3 separate regions of the Homo sapiens genome follow, and all the other regions are linked to region 3. Evidence: chromatin contacts called from ENCODE Hi-C or POLR2A ChIA-PET data. All regions are on one chromosome and are shown on one strand. Each heading gives the region's core, a stretch centred on a gene start or an enhancer-like site at or near the end of the contact. The rest is flanking DNA. Distances are from core to core; before and after follow the strand shown. Region 1 overlaps BACH2 (BACH transcriptional regulator 2). Region 2 overlaps BACH2 (BACH transcriptional regulator 2). Region 3 overlaps BACH2 (BACH transcriptional regulator 2).

The links. Hi-C counts contacts between places; a loop is a spot of excess contacts on that map. ChIA-PET counts read pairs that join two places held with the same protein, here RNA polymerase II (POLR2A). Pooled maps may share reads with other maps.
Region 1: a loop to region 3 is called in a pooled map, with 5 times the contacts of the local background. The contact joins two enhancer-like sites. A Hi-C loop is called at or near these places in 7 of 50 pooled maps. POLR2A ChIA-PET finds 5 or more read pairs at or near these places in 2 of 52 experiments (AG04450 and activated CD4-positive, alpha-beta T cell).
Region 2: a loop to region 3 is called in a pooled map, with 2.1 times the contacts of the local background. The contact joins two enhancer-like sites. A Hi-C loop is called at or near these places in 1 of 168 maps with a recorded cell type or tissue (psoas muscle) and 9 of 50 pooled maps. POLR2A ChIA-PET finds 5 or more read pairs at or near these places in 5 of 52 experiments (OCI-LY7, activated CD4-positive, alpha-beta memory T cell, activated T-cell and 2 more).

What each region holds. Positions count from the first base shown.
Region 1 is chr6:90,023,655-90,027,770 of GRCh38, reverse strand. The region is part of intron 5 of BACH2 (BACH transcriptional regulator 2); the gene reads left to right. Among named protein-coding and RNA genes, the nearest start is that of GJA10, 130 kb to the right of the region's middle. Within about 2 kb of position 1,881, at least 2 of the 41 ENCODE cell types and tissues checked have a DNase peak (open chromatin) inside an H3K27ac peak, as active enhancers do.
Region 2 is chr6:90,120,224-90,124,263 of GRCh38, reverse strand. The region is part of intron 4 of BACH2 (BACH transcriptional regulator 2); the gene reads left to right. Among named protein-coding and RNA genes, the nearest start is that of BACH2, 170 kb to the left of the region's middle. Within about 2 kb of position 2,168, at least 5 of the 41 ENCODE cell types and tissues checked have a DNase peak (open chromatin) inside an H3K27ac peak, as active enhancers do; they include OCI-LY7, where a contact is called at or near this core.
Region 3 is chr6:90,271,845-90,276,168 of GRCh38, reverse strand. It overlaps BACH2 (BACH transcriptional regulator 2), which reads left to right. Exons shown (of 9, transcript NM_021813.4): 2 at 4,228-4,320. Among named protein-coding and RNA genes, the nearest start is that of BACH2, 23 kb to the left of the region's middle. RefSeq lists cis regulatory regions at 3,501, 4,231 and enhancers at 3,429-3,573, 4,159-4,303. Within about 2 kb of position 1,613, at least 4 of the 41 ENCODE cell types and tissues checked have a DNase peak (open chromatin) inside an H3K27ac peak, as active enhancers do; they include OCI-LY7, where a contact is called at or near this core.

The DNA.
Region 1 (4,116 bases), core at 632-3,131, 250 kb after region 3:
GTACATAGAAAGACCAAGGATTACACAGTCTAACAATGGCCCCAAAGCCAAAGCCATGCAGCTAGGAAGCAGGAGAGCAGGGATTCAAATGGAGCCCCTCTATCTAAGGATGGAAGGAGAAATGGAAAATAGGTGCATTTTAGAGTCAAGAAAGTGCGAAACACTGTGTCTCTCCGGTACCACCTGGCCAATGAGCCCTTGTGGCACCCATTCCTTACCGTTTGGAGAGGGGGTATTGTCTGCCCCCATGGCAGTACAATTCTGACTTTTTATAATGAGTGAATTAAAAAAAAATCTCTTCCTTAATATACTTGGCTTTATCTGAAGCATATTCTGTGAGGTGAAATCGTGTGTGAGTGGCAGTGGTATAGGCATATAAGACCGTCTGTATCTTAAACAGTATACTAAGTGTCATGTAGCATGTGTGTCACTACCTTTTGGTCACAATAATCGTCATTCTGAGAAGCTGCCAAGGACAGGACAGGGACTTGGAAAGCTCCAAGCACATTCTTTTTCTCCCATTCCTTTTCACTGCCTTTTCCCCGTGTTCTCTGAAGGGCATTTGACCTGCGTGTTAACATTCCAGTTCCATTTGACCTCCTGCTTGGTGACAGGTGGTCCAGATGCTTTTGTTACTTGATATGGGACTTAACAGACTGCCAACCAGTGGTCTTAGCCTCATGGTTTTCATCATTTTTAAATGGAAAAACAGGAGTGGGTTTCAGGTGTGCCTAGGCTCCAGTGGAAATCAAACCTTTCTCAAAACACTACCTGAATGACCCTCAAGCTAGATGACTTTCACCCCATTAGATGCTGCCTGCCTTTGGTCTTGAATTTCGATTTTCTTAGTTACCGGGTGAACCAACTTGCAATCTAAACTTCATTCGTTCTAGCCTGCATCCCTGCAGAGATGATGTTTCAGAACAGAATCATTTTGTCCAAAAGACCCCCATGCATGAAAGGAGCAAGTTTCCTTTTATTAAGAATCTTTTCTGTGAAAGCTGTATTTCTGCCAAGCCTCAGTATTCACTTCTGTTTCCTTTCCTACCTGTAAACCGCGTGCCCTCTTAGGAGCTGGGGCAGGCAACAGTAGAGATCAGGCGGATGAACAGCTGTGAAACTATAGATATTCTTTATGTATAGGCAGACAAAAGTGTGTCTGGAGGTAACCCCCACCCCCATTCCAAGAAGGAGTTAGGTTTGACAATCCAGTCTCTTAACATCATAATCCCTGGTCAGATGAATCTAACTTTGGCAGGTTATACATATTAGCATCTATAAGCAATACCTGGCCTGGGAAACATACTAGGAACAATGGCATGACTAATATATTGCTTCTTGACTTCACATGGAAACTCAAGCCCAGCATTGTCACTGACCTGGTGGGCAAACTTCTGACAGTAATTATCATTGGAAAATCTTGCAAAACTAATTTAAGAAACACAATTATTTAATTATAGCACTTTGATAGCGTTCTCCTCTTTCCTCTCTCTCCCTCCATTCCTCCTTCCATCTTCCCCACTCCTTTATGACATCTGAAGTCCACTAATTACTGAGCTCAATTTTCAGGCTGTGTCTTAGGTTTGACAGAAATGCTAAAGTTGAAATTAGACTTGCAGTCTCCCCTCTTTTCGGCATTTGACTATCTGTTGTCTTTTCTTAGTCTTGATTCTCTGTTGTGAGTTTTGACTTGGTTTTTTTCTAAGACAGAATAATTTCTGTCAGGTTCTGGGAACTCCCCTCCCACCCGATGAAGAAGTTTTGGGGAGGAGTTATGAGCCCTGTGTTGAACTGTGCACTAGGTACAAATCTGCAGTGCCTTCTATTAAAATGTAAAATGATCCGTTGAGTCATCCTCCCTCTGGTTTGACTCAGATGCTTTATGGCGCACTTTGCATGTCATTTCTCTGTAATGATTTCCCCATGGAGAAGGGTGTCTGATAGAATCCAGGCAGACTGAAGATTGCTCTGAGTCAAATGGATCTGTTATTCTTTTAGTATTAACCCTTATCTCTCAGTTTCCCATCCTCGTATTTTCCCTGAAGGAACTTTAATGAAGTAAATAGGTTCCACCACCCTCATTTAGCCTCCTAATCACTGTTCACAATTTCTTCTCACATTAGCAGCGTGAAGCTCTAGGGTAATATTTCTCTGGCTACAAGGGGAGGGAAGGGGACACTGGGAGAGAATATTTCACACAGATGCCCTGATAAAGAGAAATGCAGAAAAGAAATGACTTTTCTCTGTCCTCTAACTCCTAATAGGCATGAAGCACATGCTAATAGGAAGCAGAGATTAATGTATGAGAAGTGAATATAAATGGAGAACATAGACACAAAGAAGTAATACCAGAGACAAACTGGAAGTGACAATATAGAAAAGAAGGCTTGCCAAGAGTAGAAAATGACCTATCCCAGAAGAATAGATGGAGGCTTTGGCTTTACTCTTAACTGGGGGGTTACACAAAAGAAGCAAAAGCAAGCATCAACATATAAAAAAGACCAGTGCGATGATCACAAAGCTGCATATCCAAATCTGCCCATGGCTAAATTGCACATTTTCTCCCTGGTCCACACACCCACTGCCCCACCACCACCAACCACCACTAACAGTAATCATGCCCCTTGGATGGCCTGACATGGGCTCCCTTTCACCCGCTGATTTCATCTCCTTTTTGAGATGACAGTTTATGCACCATGCTATTGTTAAATCCCAGTTGTAGCCTTCTCTCTGGCCCGCTAAACGGGGTAGTCTCATCTGACATCGCTGGGTGGAGACAAGAGGAGAGGATGGACACCCCGCTTAATTCCAGAGCCACATACCTAAGACGGCTTTTGAGGGAGACGCTGACCTGCACACCAGAGCACTGTTTTGGCCATGGAAAGAGAATGCCGAACTATTGCTCAGTACTGATGGGCACTGTGTTCCATTAATGTGTGAAAGTTGACCTTTGATTCATCCTTTGGGTTGACTCTGTTTATAAGGGGGAAAGTTCACACTGTTATTGGATGGGTCTTCCCCTCTTCTTCATCTCTCTCAAAAGTTATGTGATGGCATTTTTCCCTTCCAGCCAGTTGTGTTCTTTTGAGCATCTCTAGCTTCCTTAAAAAGTCTTCTCAGGAACCACAGTTAGAAAAGCTCATGTTTCAGGATTTTCCTAAAGTTCCTATACTTTCATAGAACCATAGAAACTAGAACTAAAAAGTCACCTAGTTTATTTCCTCCTTGCATAGATAAGGAAATAGAAGTGCATGAAGTGATTTGGTTTTAACAAGAGAGAAGACAAAACACGAGATCTCTGAAAAAAGTTTTACTGCAAAGCAAAGGCCTGGGCTCAGATTTCTTACCATCTCCCAAAAGGCCTCATCCCTGTATTTGGCCCATTTTTGTAGATTATTACTGAAAACGTACAACTTGGAATTGGTTAGATTTGATTGCCTTTAAGGACCTTCCTGACCATAAGTTGTAGGATTTAAGGTGTGGGTGTGTTTTTTTTCATTTGAAGCCCAAAGCGCACCCTAGGACCTTTGTGATTAAGTCACAGAACCTAAAGGAGGTGCTCAATACTTGAGTTGTTAACATTCTCCTACAGTCTTTAATTTGGGGGAGCTGGGATATATATATATATAGTAGATGTAGAAAAGTGCATAAAACAAATGTATAACTTAAAGTGGGAATATGTTTACCTGTCACTCATGTCAAGAAATAGAGCATGCAACAGCACCCCTGAAACCCCACGGTGTCCCTTTCTGGTGAACACTGCCTCGCTCTAAATGGAGCCTCTATTCTGAGTCTTTTCTTTATAGTTTTGCCACCTTTGTATATGTCTTAATTCAGGCTGCCATAACAAAGTACCATAGGCTGGGTGGCTCAAACAACAAACATTTATTTCTCACAGTTCCGGAAGTTAGAAGTCTAAGATCAGGATGCCAGCATTGTCCAGTTCTTGGTAAGGGCTGTCTTCCAGGTTTGCAGACAGCCATCTTCTTGTGTCCTCACATGGCAGAAAGAGAGTAAGAGGGGTTCTCTTATAAGGACATTAATCCCATTCGTGAGGGCTCTACCCTTATAACCCAATCACTCCCAAAGGCCCCACCTCCAAATACCATTATACTG
Region 2 (4,040 bases), core at 919-3,418, 150 kb after region 3:
ACAATAAAGCTGGGTTTTAAATAATAAATAGCCTGTTGGACACGTTTTTTTAAAAGTTGGCTGCAGCTGCAGATCTGCTTCTCAAACACTGAAAGCGGGAGGGAGCAGACCACCTGGGCCCATCATTTTTAAGGATGGAAGATCATTAGAATCACATGGGAGACTTTGAAAAACATGGATTCTCCAACCTGACCTCTAGAAATTCTGACTCAGCCACCCTTAAGTGGAGATATCAGTTTTTGACAAAAGTTCCCCTGGCGACTCTGACTCACACTAGGTCTGGCCCCATGCAGCCATCGGGTTTCTTCATCAGCTTTGGGGCCCAGGCCTGCATTCGGAGGAGAGTCGCACCCTCCCTCCTGCTCCCCTCAGAATCATTGTGCTTTGGGGCATCAGGAGGCGATTTTGGTGTTCTCACATAAGATTTCTATTTCTAATAGAAATTTCTTTATGTTTTCCCACCGGTCTTCTTTTTTTTTTTTTTTTTTTTTTTTGAGACGGAGTCTCGCTCTGTCGCCCAGGCTGGAGTGCAGTGGCGGGATCTCGGCTCACTGCAAGCTCCGCCTCCCGGGTTCACGCCATTCTCCTGCCTCAGCCTCCCAAGTAGCTGGGACTACAGGCGCCCGCCACTACGCCCGGCTAATTTTATGTATTTTTAGTAGAGACGGGGTTTCACCGTTTTAGCTGGGATGGTCTCGATCTCCTGACCTCGTGATCCGCCCGCCTCGGCCTCCCAAAGTGCTGGGATTACAGGCGTGAGCCACCGCGCCCGGCCCCCACCGGTCTTCTTATAAGCTGTCCTAGCCTTCAGTGTTAGTGTCCTAGGTCTGCTTAACAAATTATCACAAACTGGACAATTTAAAACAATGTTTATTCTCTCACAGTTCTGGTGGCCTGAAGTCCAAAATCAAGGTGTTTCAGGGCCACACTTCCTCCAAAGGCTTCAGGGCAGAATCATCCCTTGCCTGTCCCAGCTTCTGGGGAGGCTCCAGGTGTTCCTCAGCTCATGGCTAAATGACTCCAATCTCTGCCTCCACTTCTGTCTTCTTCTCTTCTCTTGGCCTTCTCCTCTGTCTTCTCTTCTGTGTCTTCTAAGGACACCTCCCCTTGGATTTAGGGCCTACTCAGGTAATCCAGGATGATTTCATCTCGAGATTCTCAACTTAATTACATCTGCGAAGGTCCTTTTCCAACATAAAGTTTCATTTCCAGGTTCTAGAAGTTAGGACACCTGTATTGTTGGGGACCTCAATTCAACCCCCTACTCCTTCTAAACTATTCAACAACAGTTTTGAAGTTAAGCAAAACATTCTAGATTTACCATTTTACTTTTCTCTGCCGTTAAGTTCTCCGGTTTTATGTCTCTTTTTTATGTGTAACTATAGGAAGGTCTCCCATGAAAAAAATAGAACCATTGCCATGGGCAGTCAGTAGCTACACTAGCAATGTGTCTGCCCTGTGAAGCTCAGGCTTCTGTCCTGGTGGGTCTCCCTCTTGTCAAGCAGTTTTCTCAGCCATCAGAGGGGCTGGGAGAGCCAGGCCTCGCCAACACTTTCTCTGAACACATTCACACTTCTTGCCTGTGCTCTTCTTTGCCCAGGCTCTCCTGGGATGCAGAAATCAGGGAGGTGTTTACTGAGGAATAAAACTAATGTCTCAGTAGAAATTTTTTTAAAATGTCATAGTAAGTCTATTATTGATTGTGTTCAGTTGGACTTTGAGCAGATTTGGGGCCACTTTCCCCATCCCAGCCCTCAAGGAGAAAGAGAAAAGACAAGACTAAAATGAGTGTGGCCATGTATCCCATCTTACTGCCTTCAAGAAGTCCTTTCCTGTAAACCTTTTTTTTGATTGTTCTTGTTGTTCTGGTAAGGGAGGGCGAACTGGGTTTGATTCTGAGACTGCCACAAGCCTGTCTCTTTTTTTGTGTTGTACTGACTCGATCCTTGCTTCACGCTACAGATTTCTCACAGTGGGTATTTTTAGTTGAGGAGGAGGTTTCTCAAAAATACTTTGCCGATGTCTGGTCATGCACAACCCCTGGGCATCCCCAGTGAAGTGCTTTGAGTCATGGCCCCTTAAGGGCAGAGAGGATGTGCATTTGGCCCATGGTGTGCTTTGCCTGGACGTGTGTCATTTCCCAAAATATACAGGAGGAGAACCAGATTAGTAAAAGGAAACCTTGTCACACATGGTAGGGTTCTGCTGCCCCAGAATCAACCTTTACAGCTGGAAAGGTTCAGCCTTTCTTACTTGGAAGGGTCATATTCATTGAACTGCAGTTAAAACAGTCTTACCAATAGATAGGTAGCCTCACACCAGAAATGGGGGGCAAAAGGCAGAATCACTAAACATTTAAGCAACACATGAGTAAAAATATTTGGCCTCTTTTTTTCTTTGTTTAAAATATGCAAAGGTGGCCGGGCACGGTGGCTCACACATGTAATCCCAGCACTTTGGGAGGCCGAGGTGGGCGAATTACCTGAGGTCAGGAGTTCGAGACCAGCCTGACCAACATGGTGAAACCCCATCTCTACTAAAAATACAAAAAATTAGCTGGGTATGGTGGTGGACGCCTGTAAGATCCCAGCTACTCGGGAGGCTGAGGCAGGAGAATTGCTTGAGCCCGGAAGGTGGAGGTTGCAGTGAGCCAAGATTGTGCCACTGCACTCCAGCCTGGGCACAACAGAGTAAGACTCGTCTCAAAATAAATTAATTAATTAATTAATAAAATGCAAAGGCTTTTTGCTCCAAGATAGCTGAAATTTAGATATATATCTTTTTATTAAAATAGTTTTTATTTAAATAAGCAAATAATAACCGTTAAGAAAAGTTAGAAAATTTTAAAAATCAGAAAAAACAACAAGAAGGAACCCTATCTACCTAGAGCTTCCCAGGGTTCCAGGCTGGTTACAGAGTCAGAGCCCTCTTAGCTAACCTGACTGGGTGTTTTCTCATTAGTTGAAAAATCAATTAAACAGTGAATCATTTTTTAAAAAGATACTACATAGCCTAAATCATGTATTTAACCTAAAGTTGCAAATGAACAGTTATTTGCCAATCTTTTGATGTGGGCTCGAGGCCTTTTCTTCGAGTTTGGGTCTGCTGATTGGAACTTCATGTAATCTTTCATGCACATTATTGCATGATTTCCATTTTCAGTCTCTTTAAGTGAGGAATTTTTTAAGACACTTGCAACACAGTCTGACTGCAAAGTCATTTTAAATTTTTATTATTTCCCCAATCTTTCACAGTTGTCTCAATCATATCTAATTCAATGGCAGATTTCCTCTAGTGACTTACTTTCATTTCTTTAATTTTACTAAATTTTCATACAAATAACTATTTTCACACTCATATTTTATGGGCCAACATAATATTTAATTTCTGTAATTACAAAGCAAGTATAGCTGACATTAACAGTTTATGCAGAGAGAGCTGATGTGCTCCAGAGTTCGAGAGAGAACATTCAGTATTCGTTTGACCACAGTATTGGTCAGTATATTTTATACAGGGGATGGAGAATGCTGATTGATCCATCCAGTTGATTAGGGCCCATTGGTTAAAAGACTTTCTATTGGATAGGTTCTGAACTCCTCCCAAAAATTCATCAGTAAAAACCCGTTCAAAAAGCAGGTAGCTTTCAGATGATTTGAACGGTTCTGCCAAACATAGATAGGGACCCACTTTGGCAAATTAAGATCATGACAAGTCTCAAGATATTTGAAGGAGGCTTATGGTTATGCAAATATTTGGCTTCCTCTGAAGGGCCATTAAACATATCCATGAAGATGTTTGTGAACTAGGCAAGCTTTGCTCTGATAACCTTGTACTTATTTGATTTTCCTAATGGTTTATTTTAATAAAGTAGGGTTTTTTATTTCAAATTTGTTTAACACATTGTTAAATGCCCACAGAGTTTGGTACCTGCTGAAATAGAGAAAGCAGGTGTTGTACTCATGTTCTATGAATAAAGAAACGAAGCCAAAGACATTTCATCCCATGAGAGTGGTGACCATCATGGACCTCTTCCTATGATG
Region 3 (4,324 bases), core at 364-2,863:
CTGTCATAGATGAAACGTTTTACACATGTATTGCTGTGGTAGACATTCCTTGCATTTATTGAAAGCCTCTCCTTTATAAAGTTAGTGAAGTGTGACTACTCTGACCTCCAAATACTGGGTGTATTTGAACTATGAAAGTAGGTTTAAAAGTTACACTTTTCTTTAATGCCCATTGATGATTTCTTTCTTTTTTTTTTTTTAAGACGAAATCTAGCCCTGTCACCCAGGCTGGAGTGCAGTGGTGTGATCTCGGCTCACTGCAGCCTCTGCCTCCTGGGTTCAAACTGTTCTCCTGCCTCAGCCTCCCAAGTAGCTGGGACTAAAGGTGCACACCACCATGCCTGGCTAATTTTTTTGTAGAGACTGGGTTTCACCATATTGGCCAGGCTGGTCTCGAACTTCTGACCTCAGATGTTCAGGCCGCCTTGGCCTCCCAAAGTGCTGGGATTACAGGCGTGAGCCGCTACGCCCATCCAGAACAACAGGCACTGGGGCCTACTGGAGAGTGGAGAGTGGGAGGAGGGGGAAGAGCAGAAAAAAAAAAACCTATCAGGTACTAGGCTTAGTACCTGGATGACAAAATAATCTGTACGACAAACCCCCATGACGCAAGTTACCCATATCACAAATCTGCACATGTAACCCTGAAGGTAAAAGTTAAGTAAATAATAAAATATTTTACATTTATTTAAAAATTCTAAAATGGTTGTATTTTAAAAGTAAAAACAAATTTTGGTTAGGATTTGAGCTTATTCCATTTTTCTTCTAATTTTCCAAATTAAATGTAAAATGAGAGCATCCCAGGTAGGGGGAGGTAGGGGAGAAACCAAATAATTTTCAAGTCATATTTGAAGAGCAGGTATGTTCTCTCACGATTTACAGTGCAGGTGCATTTTAATTTAACTGCTTTAAATGATGATAAAAATTGTTCAAGTAGAACAAAGCAAAGTTTTAGAAGTGACTTGTAAACAGCCATTCTTAATTTTTTCCTGTTTTCTCTCCACTTATGTGACTTGCATGAATTTCTGAAGCAGTCCTTTCAAATGACACTGCTCCAAACATGTGAATTGCATTCATCAACAAAATCCAGCCTTTTCCTTTGTAGGACAATGTGGGGTCACGGGGCAAGGGGTCTTTTCTTTGTCTAGCCTGGTGCCAAAGCAAAGACTAGTCCTCCCTGCGTTTGGACCCAGTGACATGTTTCCATTTGTCATTGAACACTAGGGGGAGGAACTGTAGCCTCTGAGGTACCCCCATTTGGTCCTCACCCTCTACCAGAGGATTTGCTGCTTCAGCCTCTTCAGTGCCCCAGGTATTTGATGCAAAGATTATGCACTTATGCTGCCAGTTATCAGGGTTGTGTGGGTGTCTTTAGAGGGGTCTCCCCTTAGCATCAGGTCTCAATGACAGAATCTAAATAACACAGGTTACTCATCACGAGTTAAAGATTTTTTCCCTTTTCACATTGATGCTTCTGATATACTTTTATACGTTAGCTGATTGTATGTGCGTACTTTGTGGCTGCAAAGATGCAGCTGGAAAGTGTGTGGGGGTTGTCTGCTTCCTCTGAGGCTGCTACAGGTGGTCAGGTGGGGGCGGCTGTGATAAAGGTACAGCACCCACTTCCGCCAGCTTGTCTTGTGCGCCCTGTAACCCACTGCATGAACCCGAGTGGCACTTCAACCGGATTTTCTTGTTGGCACTTTTATCTTTCACTGCTTCTGACTTGCCTGTTGAGGTTTATGACTAAGGTTGTGATTAAAAATTCCCTTTTTAGGTATGAAAAGTCTTTTCAATTACTTTGTGTTCCTTTTTTTGTTTTGTTTTGTTTTTGTTGTGTGTGGACTTTCTGGGTTTTGTAAAAATGAATCTTAAAAAAATCTTAATATTATGTAAGAGTTAGATAAAGGTTAAGTAGCTAATATATTCTCTCATCAGGGCATAGAATCAACGTATGTTCTTGGAAGATTAAGTGTGTCAAAATGCATTTTATGATGGAAGCACTGTCAGTTGTTTAGAATAGGCATGGAAAAGCCCTTTTCAGAATATTGTCATAAAATCAGACTTGGAAAGGTTTTCGTTTATTCAGTCTGTATTCCCCTATCTGTCTGTTTAATCTCTGCATATTACTGTCCTTGGAGCACGGAGAAACGTGAGCTACCCTTGGAGGTTTATAGTCCCACTGGAAGGGAACTAATGTTTACGCCTGATTATATGATAGGAGCTTTACATGTTCTTATTCAGTCTTTGAGGAAACCTTATAAATAAGATAATAACTTTTTCAGAGAAAGAAGCTGGGGTTCTGAGACATTACCCACTTAGGGGCACCCAGAGGAAAGAGCAAGACCTCCAGCTCCATCACCAGTAATTTCCAGCCTGTGAGCTTCCCTCCACACTCAGTAATTTAAAAAACAACTTGATTTAGGGACATCTAGTAAATATTCTAGAAGTTCAGAGGCAGAAAAGCTAGTTTGCAGCTGAAGTACTCAGATTTCCCACTGGCTGAGTGGGAAATCAGACCCGAGCCTTGACAGTGGGCAGAATTTGTATAGAGGAGCCAAGAGAAGAAGAGTTTCCACACTGTATAAGCCAAATGATGGAAGGTGTAATAACAAAGGAAGGGTGAGCACACAGGTTTAGGAGATGCTGTGTGGGCCAGTCCAGCTGGGAGCCATTACCATTTAACACTTAATGGAGTGCTTACTGTGCTAGGCACTCTTCTAAGTTCTTCACACCTTTTAACTATTCTTATCTTCACAGCAAGCCTTTGCAGGAGATATTATCAAGTCCCTCCTGCCCCCACTTTTTTTAGAAACAGAGTCTTGCTCTGTTGCCCAGGCTGGAGTGCAGTGGTATGATCGTAGCTCATGGTGGCCTCGAACTCCTGGGCTCGAGTGATCCTTTTGCCTTAGCCTCCTGAGTAGCCAGGACTACAGGTGTGTGCCACCATGCCTGGCTAATTTTTTTTCCCCATAGAAACAGGAACTCGTTATGTTATCCAGGCTGGTTTTGAACACCTGGCCTCAAGCGATCCTCCGCCTTAGCCTCCCAAAGTGCTGGGGTTACAGGTGTGAGCCACTGCACCTGGCCTTCATTGAGGGATGAGGAGACTGAGGCACATAGCAGTTAAGTTGTGGAACTGTGATTCAAAGCATGGCCACCAGGATCCAGAGCCTGAGTTCTTAGCTACTCTGCTGTCTTGTTTTCTCTCTACTGGGCAATGCAGGTTGCTTGTTAGAGGGGTGATGAGGATTCTCAAATTGCTGGGGATAGCGAGAGGAAGATGAAAATGGCAGGGGTAGTGATAGAAAGATCAAAATGGCAGCAGCACGCTGGCCAATTTTACAAGAGGAAACATTAGGAAAGAAGAGAAGAGGGAGTTTTTCTCAGCTAAGCAGGATCTGGTCAGTGTAAGTGGGTAGCAAAAGATAGAGGTGAGATGTAACAAATCAAGAGGCCTTGATGAATGACTGGAATTGAAGAAGAGGGAATGAGCAAAAATGAATCTAAGATTTGGAGCTTGGTTGGCTGGGAGGATAATTCTGCTATTGCAGAAATCAATGAGGTCAATAGACAAGCTCATTTTTCCACAGCAGTAGTGTTGCAGCAAGAAATGAAGGCTTTTGAAGAGCATATGCAGTAGAGATACCATATGCAGGAAAAATGGCTCACTGGAGAGTTGAGAATAAAGGAGAGGAGTTCAAGGGAGGGAATGGGGATGATTGGGGGGCTATCTGCAAGGAGAGAATTGATGTGCTGGGAACAGACGATTTCTGAGGGAGAGAGAAAAACCCAGGGCCTTAAAAAGTGTCCTTGGTCAAGAAGCAGAAGGAGAAAGAGGAGCAGGAAACCATAAAAGAAACAGGCGAAGCAGGAGAGAGAGGAGAATAAAAAGAGGAAAAAAAAAACTACTGAACAGTGTCAGACACTACAAAGAAGTCAAGGAGAACAAGAGTGAAAGGGGGACATAAGATTTGACACGGAAGAAGGCCATTTGTACCCTGCACAGTAAGTCTTGGTGACATGAGGAGGTGAAATCCAGTTGCATTAAAGTCTGTGGTATTGCTGAGTTCTTCCTCATGGGCAAGTCCCTGGACCTTTTCTAAGCACTAAATTTGCAGGTAGTTCAATGTCAAGCAGAGAAGGAAGTTGGTTAACAGCACTTGGTTGCATGATACTACGTTTTGTTATAGTGACCTAACTGATCTAACGTGTTTTGTCTTTCAGCGCGTTCGTTCACATAGCTCCCAGTTTTAACATTTCGCCACCTACTGAAGACATCATTTGGGACCAAGCTGATGAGCCCTTGAAGCACAGCAGGTGA